Regions from separate parts of the Homo sapiens genome. Here region 2 is linked to region 1. The links are chromatin loops, found by intact Hi-C in ENCODE. Cell type or tissue: K562. All regions are shown on one strand. Each heading gives the region's core, and the rest is flanking DNA. Links, peaks and the distances in the headings are about the cores only.

Region 1 (8,340 bases), core at 148-8,147:
GTCAGTTATACCTCAACAAAGTAGTTAATGAAAAGTCATAAAAACCTGACAGGGGGCAGGGCACGGTAGCTCACACCTGTAATCCCAGCTCTTTGGGAGGCTGAGGTGGGCGGATTTCCTGAGCTCAGGAGTTCGAGACCAGCCTGGGCAACATGGTGAAACCCCCATCTCTACTAAAATACAAAAAACTAGCTGGGCCTGGCAGCCTGTGCCTGTAGTCCCAGCTACTCAGGAGGCTGAGGCAGGAGAATTGCTTGCACCCAGGAGGCAGAGGTTGCAGAGAGCCGAGATCCTGCTACTGCACTCCAGCCTGGGTGACAGAGTGAGACTGTTTCAAAAAAAAAAAAAAGGCTGACAGATGCTGCAAAAGTAAAACTATCCAGAAAAATAACATATCTTATTAGCCTTCTGACACATCTGTAAAGTACTTCCCTAAAATCTTTACTGAATACTCTTTCTTTATGAAAGTTTTGTAACATTATTTTCAACCAAGAGAATAGAAATAATTCAGCTTTTCTTTTATCACTGTTGATCAAAGTTGGGTTTTATTTATATCTGAGGAAAATTTTAAACTAACTCCATTGGTGGCAATCACGCATTCTACTTTGGTATCCTCAGATGTCATCAGGATAAGGTGAGTCAAATACACTAAATTAGGATTTGCTGTGATGTAAAAGCATATGTTTTCATCTACAGCAGCACTTGCTGTTTTTAATGCTGCTGTAGTATTGTGCCTTACCAACACAGGAATGCTAGTATATTCTACTTTGTGTGATTCCAATTGTATATGCTGCATTTTAAAGTACAATTTTTGAGGGCCTATAGGTGCCAGGTACTATTCTAAGTGCTTCAGGTATAGCAGTGAATGAGACTGGCAAAAAATCCTTGTCCTTATTGAGCATAGATTTTACTGACAGGAGAAAGAAAATTAATAAAAATCATGTATAGTATGTTATATTGTTGAATGCTATGGTGAGAAAAAAAGTAGGAAATGAGGATGGAAGTTGTATACAACATGGTCTGGGGCAGCCTCACTGAGTGGATAACTTTTGAGAAAAGATCTGAAGAATCCAAGGCAGTGGGCCACAGGAGTAACTAGTGGGACAGTGTTTCAGGTAGAGAGACAGTGTGTGCAAAGGCCGAGGCTGGCCTGTGTGTGGAGTGTTGAGGACCAGAGTAGTTTCAGGGGTGTGAGAAACATGAGAGCAGAAGGAGGGGCAATCAGAAAGGGGAAGTGACAGATTCGGGAGCAGTGTAGTTTGGACTCAGGATGAGCTGGGACTCTTTGGAAGATTTTGAGCGGAGGGGTGATGTGATGTGATTTGTGTTTTAACAGCATCACTGCAGGGGGTTGAAGACCAAGCCCTAAAAGATATGTCCAAATCTAGATATGTCCATGTCTAAGACTAGATATATCCTAGTACCTGTGAATGTGACCTTATTTGGAAATACGGTCTTTGCAGATGTAACTAAGTTAGGGATCTCAAGATGAGATCATACTAGGTTCAGGGTAAGCCCTAAACCCAGTGACTGGTGGGAGATAAGGAGTGAACACAGCTGCAGAGAAGAAGGTAATGGGAAAACACAGGCTGACGCCTGAGCGATGCGTCTAAGAACCAAAGACTCCAAGGCTCACCAGCACCCACCAGCAGCTAGGAGAGAGGTGTGGAACATCTAAGATCTTCCCCCTACAGCCTCTAGAGGAAACCAACCCTACCAAAACCTTAATCACAGACTTCCGGCCTCCAGAACTGTAAAAGAATAAATTTCCGTTGTTTTAATCCCTCAAGTTTGTGGTAATTTGTTCCAGCAGTCCTCATTAATGAACGCAATCTTGTTGGCTTCTGGATGGAGAACTGACTCTCAGGGAAGCCAAGGACACCCCTGAGGAGGCCACTGCAGTGATCCAAGTGAGGCCTGCTGTTTAGATCACAGTGGTGGCAGCAGAGTGGGGAGAATAAGTAGAATCCTGAAAATATGTTGCAGATAGAACTCAGAGGATTTGTTGGCAGGTTGGAGGTGGGGCATGAGAGAAAAAGTTTTTAGAAAGGTGTGTGGAGCCTCAGTAGCCAAAGACGTGGGCAGTGCTGGTTCTTAAGTTTATGCTTCTCACCCAGTGTTTCTGCAAACCAGTCTTCATTTTTCCCAGCCCCTGCTCCATGTTCAGCAGAGCTAGAGGGAGATACAAGCCTGGGGAGAGAGAAGAGACGTGTTCCGCTGTGTTGACTTCCTGTCCCTGTCAGCAACACTACCACAGGAGCTATTTCCAAATTCTAGCTTTTCCTCACACTCCCGGAGCGGCCTCACTGGGCCCCTCTGAGGTAGCAGCACCCACTGGCCCTCGTGCCCTCCTCAGTGGTCTAACTCTGTGGGTCCCTCCTTGAGACTGCAGGCTTTTGATGAGCCCAGCTCTTCTCTCTGTTCCCCCAGCCCTCCAGGCGGAGGCTGCTTCCTACAGTTACAACCTCTGTGCTGCCTCGGGGCCCCCTTTTGCCTTTCAGACTTCTAATACCTGGTTAACAATTATTTATATTAAACTCTGTGAGAATAATGGTGTGATTTCTAGTTCTCAAACAGACTCTGACTAATGCAGAAAGCATCAATGATCCCAAGAAAATCCTGAGCCACAGGAAGCACAGAGTTGCCATAGACAAGGCTGTGAACAGCAGGTTTGGGGCCTGGTTTGGGACCCGTTACATTTAGATGCCTGCTGGACATCATGAGGTGTCTGAGGGAGATCATGAGTGGGCTGTCGGGTATGTGAGTTTTGACTCCACGGGAGAGGCCTGGGTTGGAGATGGCCATGCGGAGGCCACAAACATGGGCATTCAGCACTACAGGCCTCCAAGGCAGCCTGGAGACATTCTGGGTCTTACATTTCTTCTCAGTTCTAGTATCTTAGCACAGATGGCATAGAGAGAGGCTTCGCAAATATTTGTGGAGAAAAGGATACATGGATAAGAGTCAGTGAATGGTATTAGTTGAGTTATCGTGCTTACAACAGTAAACAATTTCGAAAAGAAGAAGAAAGTTTCCTAGGAATAGAACCCAGAGGAAAGGGAGGAACACGGACACCTCAGAATCGACTTGCATGCATGGCAAGCCGGGTGCACGCACCAGGGTGGCTAGTCTCCAAAGCGGGCATTTTCCCCAACAGCAAGTGTCCCCTTGGGATTTTTTGGAACCCACGGCCCGGTTTTTCTCAGTCCAAAACTAACATTTGGAAAGAGAGGCTCAGTTCCCAGCACATGAACGTGAACCTCCCCTTTCTGAGCTTCCTTAGGGGTAAAATGTGGCCTTTCCTGTTGAGTGTTTCTTTTATTCACCCCAGGCCTCACACTTACCTTCCGTTCCGCTTCAAGTTCTGGGGCATTATTAATTATTCATCTCTCCCAGTCCTTTTTCCTGGGAGCAGGATTTCCCCTGGTTTAGTCTCATCTTCGGTCAGGTGGAACAATGGCAGGTAAGGCCCTTCCTCCTCTGCCAGGAGCACAGGGAGTGAAAAATAATGCCTGGACCCTGGTACCTCAGGCGGCCCCAGCAGGCTGGCGGCAGGGCCTCGGGTGTCAGGTGGCTGTCATGATTCTGTTTTTTTGCTTGTCGTTGCAGCAGCATTGGATGTGAGCAGCGAACGTGCCGAAGAGGACAAAACAAGGTAAGAGGAAGAATTTCCAAAGCCACTCATTCCCCCTTGGAGAACTAGACCTGGCTGTTCTTTCTGTCCTGCATTAATTGGTATCATCCTGAAGAAGAAGCTTCCTTTTTAAGAACATTACAGCTGCGAGTCATGTGACCGTGATTATGTCAGCTGCGGCATCAGAAGAGTTAAAATTAGTAAGGTTTCAGTAAATTTGACTTAAACTATGATTGAAAACTGCTGCGTACCCCTCCGCCTGCACGTTCCGGTAAACTGCCTGCTGTGCCCCTGTGATGGGCCTCACCTGCTTTCCCCGTGGGGATTAATGCAGCTCAAGGAGTGGGGCTGGTTCCCTTCCCCTTAGCTGTGTGACACCTTCCTCTCCCAGAGTAGCCCAGACCATGAGGGAGCCGCAATGCAGATGGAGCCACGGACAGATCGTTGCTGAGCGGGTCACTTTGGAAGCAGGTGGGCTGCAGAATTGCTCAGACCCACACCCCTAAGGGCTCTTGCTCAGGGCTTCGGTGAACTTACCTACCTGGTTTTTTCCCCTATAGTCCAAAACTTTTACCATGCAATCAGTCCTGTGACATTTTTGGAGGGAAAGCTTCAGAGTTCCAAGCACTAGGTAGGTAGGTGGGTGGTCTGATTCCCATTTCTGCCCACCACAGGCTGGGCAGGCCTGCCTCCTTCCCGGTCTCCAAGGCCGCCCCTCTGCGGGGCAGAGGGAAGCTGTTGGAAGGCCATGCCAGTGTTATCAGATAATAAGATGACAAGGTTTAGGATAGTGGAGAGAGGACAGATGCATGTAGCTTTCCTTACCCTCATTGTAACCACTGCTCTAAAACTGATTTATGCCGTTCTGCCGGCCCTGAAGCTGGCCAGGGAGTGCCTTTGCTGGCAGTCTGTCTTCAGATGGGAGGAGATAAGGGAGATCCGGAGAATGGATCATCAGGAAGCATTTAGAGAAAATTGCTTGCCCTCCCAGTGCCTTACACAGTCCACTGACAGACACTGTTGGTCGTGGCTGAGAGTTATTTCATGATTTTTAAAACAACTACAGAATGTAGTGTGTTCCCAGAGGCAATCACGAGCTCATTGTGTTCATCCTTGCTAATGCCTAGCAGAAAGGCTAGCTGTTGGAAGACTCTCACAAGGAGGCAAAAATGAGGTTGAGATGAGCACATTTTCTTCGGTGGCAATGGGCTTTGTGAGAGGTGGGAGTGGTGCTGGCTCCCATTGCTGCTGGGCATCCCCTGGAGTGGTCACTGCTGTTTGCCAGGAGTGGCTGTTCCCAAGCAGAAGACAATGAACCTAATGCTTTTGCTGTCCTCTTCCCCACTTGCCCAGATGATCTCCAGACAGATCTCTTGAGGGTTTCACTGGCTGCTTTGGGAGTAAATACTTGGTGTGGTCAAGTCCTCGGATGGAAACATGAAGAATGCTTTCCGGGTGGTTATCAGCGCAGGCAGGGGACTCCTTGATAAGGATTGCCTAAGACTTTGCTCTCTTATTCTAACCAGAATGAGAACATAGCTATTGTCTACTTAACATCAAAACCCCCACATATGAAGTCCAAAACAAATTCACTTACAGTTTTGCCTGGACAAGGCCATGCATTTAGGTATCTTGGCTCTGACACATGGCTTGGTTGTATTTTTTAATCAAAAATACACTTGGGCTAGTAGATTTGAGTATCCTCAATCTGCTTCTCTATGGTGGTGACCTTGGGCTCAGCCAGAATCTTTTGCCAGGTTGTGAACAGGCTTTTTTTTTTTTTTTTTTTGCCAAAACAGAAGATGACTTGACAAGGTAATCAGATATTGAGGTATAAGCATAAAGTAACGCTAAATAAATAATTATTTAAAAATTTGGAAAAGAATGTTTTTAAACCACTAGTCAGGAAACAGCAGTGCATTTTTTATGAATTGGCCTCCTGTAATTTTCAGTGGCCTTGGGCTTGTGGGCAGGAGGTAACTGCAGGGTTGGATTAGCTTATTGATGCAGTGTGCTTGGAAAGGACAGTAGGATAAAAGGTTTTTTAATTGGCGGGCCCGTGACCCTGCGACTGGCTGATCATCCTGGCGAGGAAGGAGACCTAAATTGATTTAAGGACCCTGCCAGCTTGCCATTGCCCTTCCTCCTTGTCTCTCTCCCCGCTCTGCCTCTGTCTCTTTGCTTTAGTCACTCCTCTTTTTCTGTTTCTCTCCCTCTCTTTGTTCTCTCTTACACTTGTCTCCACCTATAAACTTTACAAAATAGTAGATATAATTGGGTATATACATACCTTTAAAACATTCTGGAAAGAGTCTCCCCCACAACCCACCAACATTTTAACAAATATCTCTGAATGACAGGATTACACATGACTTTACTCATTTCCTTCATATATGTCAGTACTTTTTAGTTTTTTCAGTGACTATATCTTTCATACTCAGACATTTTTAATAAAAATGAGAAGTAGGATGCTGAGTTATCTACACAGGATGAAGGTAGTAGTCAAATGTGAAAACAGTTTGTGCAAGAGTCTCCTCCCTTGACTAACATCAGCTGGGGACAGTGTGGGGACAGTGTCTTCTTCAGTGATGTCCTCAGGCCTGGGAGAACCACTTCACAGAGTGGACTTTGATACGTGTTTGTGGCATTAATAATTAGGGAAAGATATATGATGAAAAGAAAAAAGCAATTTTGGAGGAGACAGCTGTTTGGTTTTCAAATGATTGCTATTGAAGATTCGCTCTACTTGAATAAAGTGAAAAGGATAGTGGTGTAGAACTAAAAGGCTTGACTGGACACAGGCAGGATTTAATAAAACTCTCATTTTTAACCCCAGTAATCTTTTACCAGAAAGAATATTACAGGGGTCGGGAAGTGGCTGTCTCCATGAAAAACAAATCTGGCAGATGTTTTTTAACCAAGAAAGTCAGTCCTCTGTGGGAATCCTAAATACTGGTCTTTGGTCACTTGCTAGAAATACACATAAAAGCAAGTGTGGGATGTGGGGCAGCTCCATTTTCTCTGTGTTTAACAAGCCTGTTTCTTTCAAGGAGAAATATTAATGGATTTCTCTGGTGCCCAAACCTACTTGTGGAAGGAGGAGCCTGACCTTACTGTCTCCCCATTCTACATAATCTGGGTGTTCAGCCAACTGGCACAGATGGGCCAGACGCCAGGCTCAGCAACGTGCCCTGTACGCAGCTTTCTACCTCCTTGAAAGCAATCACCTATAAATGTCTGGTGCGAAGACTACAAAAGTTGAACTAGTTAGTAAAATGCTAAGCTGCTTCCAACAAGACATTCATCTCAGCTATTGCTTTGATGGGTGAATTTAAAACTCTGCTAAAGGAATCTTTCCAGGAATTCCATCTCTAAAGCAGCACACTCCGGGACCTTAGTGGTGGAGAATCCACACCCATATTTTTCCCCCAAAAATCACTTGTCTAGTTGCCATGTCTCCTCAGGACTATATTGTATCACTCTGATGTTTCTAGAATATTTTGTGCTGAGTGACTTGCTTAGAAAAAAAAAAAAAAAGCAAAGCAATGGTAATAGCTAACAGAATTTGGATTGGTGATGACTAAGGACTCAAGGTGCAATTTCTGGTTGAGTAGTCACTTTATTTACTTGGCAGGATGACAGCAGTATTTTGAGAGAGTAATCTTTATTAATTTTGGTCCTAAAAAAAAGCCCTGAATTTTTTTTAGAGAGAGGCCCCCAAAGTATATTTTTTAATGTCAAAATAATATGAAAAAAAGGCTGAAATTTCAATAAGGGAATTCCTCAAGCACATTTTATGTTCAGCATCAACTGAATTGTGTTTTCTCTTCTATGTGGGCAATCCATGGACTGTTGTAAGTCTATAAGCTGTCGTGTCTAACATCTCATTAGCATTAGTGGAAGTATCATTGTGAATGGCCTTTCTCCTAAAGATAGATACGTTCCTGGTATGGATGGGTGACACTGCATGTCCCTACTACCATCCCTCTGTGCTTACTGTCTCCTTCGCTTCAGCCTCTTGAGTTCATTTGAAAAACTAGAGCCCCAGAATAGCAACAGATGACTCCAGGAATGCCCTGACTTTTGAAAACGTTTGTGGACACTCTGAGCCAGCCGTGAGCTGTGAAAAGACATCTACTCATCTTCCCTGCCTCCTACACGCCCTCTGGCTTTCCTCATTCAAATATAAATTTGCTTAAATGATTAAAGAGAAGTTAACTAAGTAAAAACAGTACCGCTTCCTGTGCAGAAATTACATGCTTGTTTTGATGAGGGCCATTTATTTATTAGATGGTTTGCTGCATGTTATGTTGTCTTTGCAGTCTGCTGAGCTACCTTGATTGGATGCCAGGAGGAAATTATTCCTTAATGTAATTTTATGCTTAATTTATAGATGTAATGCCTATGTTTTTTTATCATTTCTGCTAGCTTTTAAAGCTCTATTAATACTTTAATTATGAGTTTGCTTTGTTTTCATAGCCTAAGGCTATTTGATGGGTAGGCAGATTTTAATAAATTAAATAAGTAGATATGGTTCACTTACAGAGGAAACAAAATAATCAGAGAAAGTAAACTATTTGGAGGAATGACTGTAATCAGTTTCCTAATTTAAATAAAGATCTGCCCACAGTGCAGAGCCTTGGCAATTTGACTAGACCATCACTTTCTGAAATAATGGAGCCTCCACCGCCACCTGCTACTGCTCT
Region 2 (8,340 bases), core at 183-8,182, 130 kb before region 1:
AAGAAATATAGAGACTATAGCAAGACCCCGGGCTCACCAGACAATGATTTTCTCTTTATGTACTCTGTTGCTAGGTAGGTATATATAGTGTATACTTTTTAGTTTACTTACTATTAATAGTTGATTTTATTATTTAATAAATATTTGTTTTATTTATTTAAAGGATGCATATTTTTAATATCAGTTGAAATTATGGCTAGTTTTAGTGCCTGCTAGGATAACTATAACTGTGCAGCTTTATTTCCTGAAGAGGTTTTATTTTAATGAAATATTTGCATAAATGTTACTAAACATTATAGTACATGGGGGAAAGTATGTTACTAACATTTTGGGGCAGATATGTACCTCGAACATGTGAGTATTATCTATGAGACCTGTCAAAAAGTGATAATACTGAGAACTAAAACGTTGTAATATGTTAAACACTTTGATTTATGGAAAAATAAGAACAGTAAGAAATAGAAGAACTTTGTTTTAAATAGAAACCGAAAAGATCTAGTGATAACCTAAAAGACAGGAGTTTAGAAGAATCAGATAAGGGAGAGGAAGCAAGGGATCAGGCATGTTCTAAACCTCAATTTGTAGTGAGTAAGGGGCTCAAGAAAGCTGTTAGAAGTGAATGTTTCTCATCTTTCAGATTAGGAAGGATTAGTCTAATTGTATGCAATACAGAAGCAGTAGTTCTAAATAGGAATTTTGGAAAACTTGAGTGAAAATGCAGAACCATAAAAGCAGTAAATAGAGGAAAAACAGACACAACTAAGAACTTGTAAATGCATTCTGCCAAAACTGACTCTGTACATCCTTGAATATCTTTGGAAGCATACTTTATATTTTATCTAAGTAGTATTGTAATAGGTAAGATTTAGAGAGGTAATGTGACTTGAGGTCAATACAGCAAGTCTGTGGCAGAGTAGGATCTCTTGAGTCAAGGTTTACTGTTTTTTTCAATTGCTATCTTCCTTTTTCCTCTCCTATGTTTAGCTTTTATAGGTTCTATTATGTATATAGTTGATCATGGCTATTCTCTCTGGTCCACTCCTGGAACAGAGGGTAACAAAAGAGTAAATGAACTATACATAGCCTTTGGAACCCAGGAGAAATGGAACCAGATTTAGAATAATTGCAGCAAGCAAATTAGAGCTCAAGATAAGGAACATTAGTTGGTCTGAGAATGCAAATACTGGACATGGGTTGATGTAAAAGGATTTAATGGATTGGAAAGTAACTTTGTAGTCTATATATTCCTAGCCTCTTGTTTATCTAGAATGTTTTTGGGGAAGACATAACATTTAGTATTTTGTTTCTGGAGAGTTACTAGTTACTACATTCTTGCAATAAAAGACACTATGTGAAAACAAAACAATATAATTTAACTTTGCCAGGGTGCCAAGGTTTTACAGAACTTCCATATGATATTGTGATTATAACATTGTAGACGATTGGGTTGAATATGGATCAACTCAGTTCTGTTATACATATTTATACACAATCACAGACCTACACACATTTATGTTGCTCATTTATTTATGCCTTTAATTTTATTAGAGTTGACCTTTTAAGAAAATCTTTATTGAATGGGAATAATCTGTCATTGGAATTTTCCTGTAGTATGATAAATCAAACAATTTGATTTAAATATAATTTAGTGGAAGTTTTAGATCCTTATTTCTTGGTTTAAGTTTGTAAGTAACTTACAGAAAAAAGCTTGCAGTGATAGTGGGAGACCTTCTGGATCAAGACATTTTGGTTTCTCTATTTTTTAGAGAAGCAGGGACAGATGTCGAATGCTTTACTAAGGTGTAAACGGAGAAACAGAGAAAATATACTTCCCCCATCCTTTTCTGAAACTTAATAAATTCTAAAGCAGCAAAACAATAATTCTGAAAATGAGTGTATATAACACTTTAAAACTTTATTATCTTTTGCTTGGAATTCCCCAAAATATTGCAAAGCTCTTCCAGTGAGGCGGCATTCCTTCTCTAAGTTTTACTTAGTCATTACAAAGAAAACAAAGGCTGGGCATGGTGGCTCACACCATAATCTCAGAACTTGAGAGACCAAGGCAGGAGGATTGCTTGAGACCAGGAGTTTGAGACCCGCCTGGACAACATAGTAAAACCCTATCTCTATGAAAAATAAAAAAAAATTAGCTAGGTTTGGTGGCACACATCTGTAGTCCCAGCTACTTGGGAGGCTGAGATGGGAGGATCCCTTGAGCTACAAGAAATGAGAGGTCAAGGCTATAGTGAGCTGTGATTGAGCGACTGCACTTCAGCTTGGGCAACAGAGCAAAACCCTGTCTAAAGAAATAAAAAATAAGATAAACAAATTGACTCAGAAATTAACAACATATATTGAAGGAAAAAAGTATGTTGTATTTAAATACATTGTAATTTTCTCAAAACAGGAAACCAGGCCTTTTATGCATAACATATAACTTATTTATGCATAACATATAACATTCCTAAAAGGTGAACATTAAAATATTTAGCAATATTTAAATATTTAAGTAGAATATTTAGCAATAAACTTACTTTGAATTAAGTTTTGAATTAAATGTAGTGATTTTTAAATGTATAATTCATTAGAACTTGCACATTTATTTGTATTTAGTATTAGTAACGTGAGTGGAATACAACCCTCATTTCTTAGAGCTGGATTTCTCCCTGCTGAATAAGTAATTTTGTTTGCTCTTCAGAGGGTTTGAATTTTGGATATTTAGAAACAAAGTATTTCTGGTGAGTTTTACAGCTTTTCTTTTTTTTTTTTTTTTTGTAAGACAGTACATGTCTTTTGGTTTTAAATTTTATTTGCATGGTGAAGCCTTGGAGAATTTTCTGAGGGTATCAGAGAAGAAACTGTTGGAAAATCCATTCAAATTTAAAATGATCTAAAAATTAATCAAAATCATTACATTCAAGTTTCAATATATTTCCAAAATTTTCATTTTATTACACATGTCAGTCATCTATACAGATAATGGAAACCAAATTGGGGGGAAGAAGGTTTTCTTTTTTCAATACCAATCATTATTTTGTTCTTGAAACAATGAATGACATGAATTTCAGTAACTGATTTTTCCAAGGATTTTTGGACTCAAGTTTCATATAGTCTAGAGATACTGGTGAGTAGCAGGTGGTTTGTATAGAGAAAAATGGAAAGAAAATGAAACATAAGTAACTGCAATGTAGGTGGAGAGACATCTTTAAATGGTGGGTACTCAATAGAGTGAATGTACCTTCATAGGTTACTTTGTAAACTAATCATGTTCAAAATAAAAGGGACGCTTGCTAAATACCAAATTATGAATCTTTTTAAAAAAACAAAAAATTCTTTCCTAAAACAATCCTTTTTTGGGGCTTGGTGGGGTCAATACTGGGTTTAAGGGAATGGAAGAGTTAGGAAAAGAAAGAAAATAAACTGCAAGGGCTAAAGAGAATCTTATAATTGGTTACATATCAAAAGAAAGATGTTGTCAGTTCCCATTTTTTTTCTTTTTAAGCATCTTATCAGGTACCCTGGGGATTTAGAAGCTATATTTGAAATAGTCCCTGTTCTCCATGAATTTACAGTTTAGTTGGAGAGATGGAACTAATATAACATCAATCTATATAACAGAATATAATTTGTTTTTAAAAATATCATATAGAGAAAGCACTGTAGAACTTCTAAAGGGAAGATGAGCAAATTGAAATATAAAATATGTGTAAGTCCTTCTTTCTGTCCCAGGAAAGCTTCCTGGAGAAGTTAAAAGTTGAATTGCCTCTTGTATAATATAGGCTGTGGTATGGATGAAGATACTGGTTTTTTTTTTTTTTTCCCCCTGAGAAATTGAGTAACTTGCTCAACTACTGAGTGGTAGACTCAGGCCTTGAACCTAGATCTCTTTCCAGAAGCTTTGCCCTTTTCACCAAACCAACGTGTGTTTGAGAATGTGGGGTGTGTAGTGTGTGTACACACGTTTGCTTTTCAAATTATAGTCTAAAATAGAAGTTAGTGTTGAATGGGGGGATTGAGAGGACAGCATACTTTGGTCATGCAAAAAGAAGCTGGAGCATAGTTAGAGGGGTTTTTAATGTGCACATCTAGGTGGCCACTAGGGTAGGCTTTAAACAGTCTTTCTCATCATTCTTTCAAATGTAGAGATTTTCGCCTCTTTTTTTTCTTCCAAACTAATTTGAATGTATTTGTGTTAGAAAATATAGAAAAGAGTCTGCTTTTCTTTGACAGCAAAAAGCTCGGAAAACTTCCACTCCCAGCATATCTTTATTTTTGCATCATTCATTGAGGAGGAAAGAAACATAATATTGCTGTGTGATTTTCAGCAGTCGGACATGGGACATATGACCCATTTGTGTGTTCTTTAGCATGTCTCAAAGGACCAATTTTGACATATATGAAACAAAGAAAAGTTGGTATTTAGAGCCATATTGATTTTTAAAATCCTAGATATTGCTGGATACAGTGGTGTGCGCCTATTCCTGGATACTTGGGAGGCTGAGGCAGGAGGATTGCTTGAGCACAGGAGTTCAAGTGCAACCTGGGCAACACAGCAAGACTTCATCTCTCAAAAAAAATTTTTAAGAAATGTAAAATCCTAGATATTATTACACATTAATCCTTTGGATAGGTAGTTTTTGATTTTTAATTCAGAAAGAATATTGCATAGGAGATCTTCCAGTCATAATCTGGAATAATTAATTAGATTTTACTAGTTTTTTTCGAGAATTCTTTACAATGAAATTCTTAGTAATATGTTTGTCATCCGTTATATTTGGGGATTGAGAAAACAGAATTGTTCTTATATTTATATTTTAATAAATATTTTTGCAAATATGGTGAAATGTTGACATTCTGGTTTTGACATTCATTTGTAAGTATTGTTTGTGTTTCTGGTTAGCTCTCTTAAAAGTACTATCTAGGAAATCTTAGTTTTTATAAGAGAATATAGCCATTAATTTTTTTCTACAGATTAGGCAACAGAAGATTTGTGAAAACAAAATGTATTGATCTCATTTATATTCCCTTGATGAAGGAACACATGCTGGTCTCCGCTCGCTTTCTGTCCACTAGTATGAAATCCTTGTCCCTGCTTCCTTGCTGGTAGGTTTTTAGAAGTTCAGTGAGCAATGCAAATCGCCTGAAGGGTGGAAAATTCCCTTGTCACACAGATGCCCTTATCAGCAGCAACCAGATGGAGCTCTGAGCTGGAACGTTATCGGTGTTAAATTGCTTTTTCTCCCACCCTGAGTAGAGAGGATTAAAGCATTCCTTTAGAAATGGGTGGCAAATGTACAGACTTAGGAATATTAATATTCTTTAACAATTTGCATTTATAAGTAAATACATGGAAATATAATCTCCAAAAAAGTCCATGTTCAAAATTCAGCCAAATCAGTGCAAAATGTTTTGTTTTAAATAAAATAGGATAATAGTCTTTCATGAATTCACTTGCAAAGAGTAAGCTTGAAACTGTTTTTTTTTCTTTTTTTTTTTTTTAAGTGGGAGACAGTATCTCACTATTAGGGTCAAATGCATATTAGGGTCAGTTTTGGTTGTAGAAAATAAAGGTATGTCTAAGTGTATTCATACTGTTGAAGAAAAATACAATTTAAATTATTTCTCAGAGTTGTCATTTATTTTGGCATAATTAATTGGTTCTTTTACTGTTACTGTTTTTGGGTAAATCCTTAGATTCTGCATTAGTTTGATTTTTGAAATGTTGATTTATTAAATATTGCTATTTTGTAAGCTAATAATTGCTAAATACCTTGCAATTTCAGGTCTGTATGAACAGTATTGATGGTTAGCCATATCAGTAGTTACACAGTGTATTTTAATGAAACTAGTTTTAGAAGTCCGTAAGAGAGACTGCTGTTAAATTATATGTGTTGTTCATAGCCATTTCTATATTAGTGATTTTGTTTCTTAATATTGATTTCCAGATACCATCTAACCTCCAATGAATGATAACCATTTCTCTGATAGAAAAATTGGTATGCCTTTGTGTTTTATATGGCAATAACCACCTACACAGTGGCTGACGTTGGAGTAAAAATTCTTTCTTCATATTCATATGCAGGTTTATGAAATATGTTGCAGTTTTTTTTTTTTTCTTAAGGCCTAGTTTTTAGTATGTGCCAAGAGTTGGGACTTTGCAACAATTACACCATGATGTGTGCAATTTTTTGCAGGTGTAAATATGAACATATAAGTAAGGATGGATAAATTGTTCCCTTTGTATTTCTAAATATCAGATAAATATGATTATTACTGATACAACATAAAAACTGCTTTTGCAAAAAATAAAGTTGAAGAACTTTATTTTTTAGGTTGATTCAGACATGTCAATAAAGCAGATTAATAAAGAATCTTCAGTTTAATGACTGAGATATAATGTTTTACTTACAGAACCAATTTAGAACTTGAATTGATTCATCGAGGAGGCAATTTGTGTTCAGGTGGTGCAAGCACAGCTGGCAAAAGGTCTTGTTTAAGTAAGTACTAAATACTGCTAAATTTAAAAAAAATTCTGTCATTTTTGGAAGCATTGACAGGAAAAGTGACATTTTGGTATATTTCAAATTTTGTCTGTTATATATGATCTATTTAGATAGTGATATATACTTTAAATGGCTAATCTTGTACTTGGAAGAATCATATGGATATTTAGCTCTTTCTAGATTATGATTACCTAGCACATAAATGTGATGCTAAGTGACGAGGTTTCAAAATTAAAGCACTGTATGATTCTCAGCTATAAAAAATTGTTCTTAAACTTTAATTCTCTTAAAGAATTTTTACATTGAATTAAGAAAATATTTTTATAAAGACAATATATGTTACCCACAGATTTCTATTATATTATTGCTATTAAGATATTTGTGCTATATTTTGATGTGTATATTAAAATGTATTGAAATTGCACGTTTGCTTTTATTTATATATATACTTTATGTTATAAAATGAGAATAATTCTTCAATCTTGTGTGTAAGGATATATTTGAGAGAAGTGTAATTTGTAATTTAAAGTAGATTTTTCATGAGCATGGCTTTGATGCTATCATTTTTTAGTCATTGTTTAGAGAATTAATGTGCATAGTAGGAATAATATTATTGAATATCAGCATATAGCTGATTATTTGCCCCAGATCACTGAAGTTGAAATATTACCTAATGTGATTGGTGTAGGAAATAAAACTTGTTTAAAACACATAATATATTCTTTTGAAAAATGAATATATATTCTCAAATACTAAAAAATAGTAAGTATTAAAAATTATCAATACATGTTGGTTTTTTAACAAAATATATGTTATTTCAAAAAATATGTAATTTTGAATTGATTCCAAAGCAAAGGGATGATCAAAAGCACTTTAAAATTTCTAACATAAAAGCAAACTTATGTGAAATTTTAACTTGGTTATCTTTAAAGTCTTATAAATTGCAGTAGAATTTGATATTTTCTTTTGGATTGTCACTTTATTCCTAGAACTTAAAATTTTGGAGGTTATTATTTTTATTTTTTAACCGAGTATTAGTAAAAATTGACCCCTTTATGCATTCATCTAAACCCTATTTCTATTCAGTGCTTTACTAGTATGTTTCAAAGGAAGTTGTTGATACATGGGAGTTTTAGTTTCTAATCTGTTTGAATTAATAGATATAATAATCATTTTAGTTATATAAATTATTCCTTCTTGTTAATTTGTTATTAATTGATGTTTGGCATTGGCTGATAATATTCCAGAAACTGTTGTGTTACAAAGTGTTTACTTTAGCGAAGGGTTTTCTGTTTTTAAAAATCTACTTATTTTTTTCTCTGAGGCACTTAAACTTATCTAGAGGCTTGTAAATAATGAATTTATCCAGATTCCTGAAAATAGTAATAAAATTCTAGTGGTAATCACTTTAATTACCAGAGTCAATTTTGTAATTTAAATTGTTAAATTTATACTTTCAGACTTTTGCTTCATTATTTTTCCCTTTACTAAATCAGAAATTATACTGTGCCAATATAGAAAAAGTCATGATAAAGTTTATCCTAAATGTAAGTTAATATTTCTTAGTTTTTGTATAATTTATTATTGTTCAGTTACTTATTTATCCTAATATTAATAAAAGCAGCCTGTAAGTCATATATATATATAGAATATGTTGTATATATGCAAAATCCCACTATCTTACAAGTGTATGAACTTAGTATTTGTTATTTATTCAAATAAAATTCAAACTTAAGTTGTACACCAGGACTTAAATTGATGATGATTCATGGGATCTCACTGCAAATATCTCATTTTTTTCATCTTCCAGTGCAACTTCAGTGGTATTATTAAA

Evidence for each region. Hi-C counts contacts between places; a loop is a spot of excess contacts. Peaks named below come from ENCODE experiments on the same cell type or tissue, not always from the same donor. Only the 100,000 strongest peaks of a DNase experiment are listed, where the experiment ranks them.
Region 2: it touches region 1 in a loop (4-fold over the local background); 2 of 110 quality-filtered maps call a loop at or near these places.

Annotation. Positions count from the first base shown.
Region 1 is chr2:170,138,170-170,146,509 of GRCh38, forward strand. No RefSeq gene overlaps it. Among named protein-coding and RNA genes, the nearest start is that of MYO3B, 36 kb to the right of the region's middle. In K562, for the core only: no CTCF peak of the experiment used is centred there; DNase peaks (open chromatin) are centred at 1,190, 1,562 and 5,102.
Region 2 is chr2:170,008,867-170,017,206 of GRCh38, forward strand. It overlaps UBR3 (ubiquitin protein ligase E3 component n-recognin 3), which reads left to right. Exons shown (of 39, transcript NM_172070.4): 29 at 1-74; 30 at 6,415-6,500. Among named protein-coding and RNA genes, the nearest start is that of MYO3B, 170 kb to the right of the region's middle. RefSeq lists an enhancer at 4,231-5,789. In K562, for the core only: CTCF peaks have their summits at 5,155 and 6,241; a DNase peak (open chromatin) is centred at 5,175.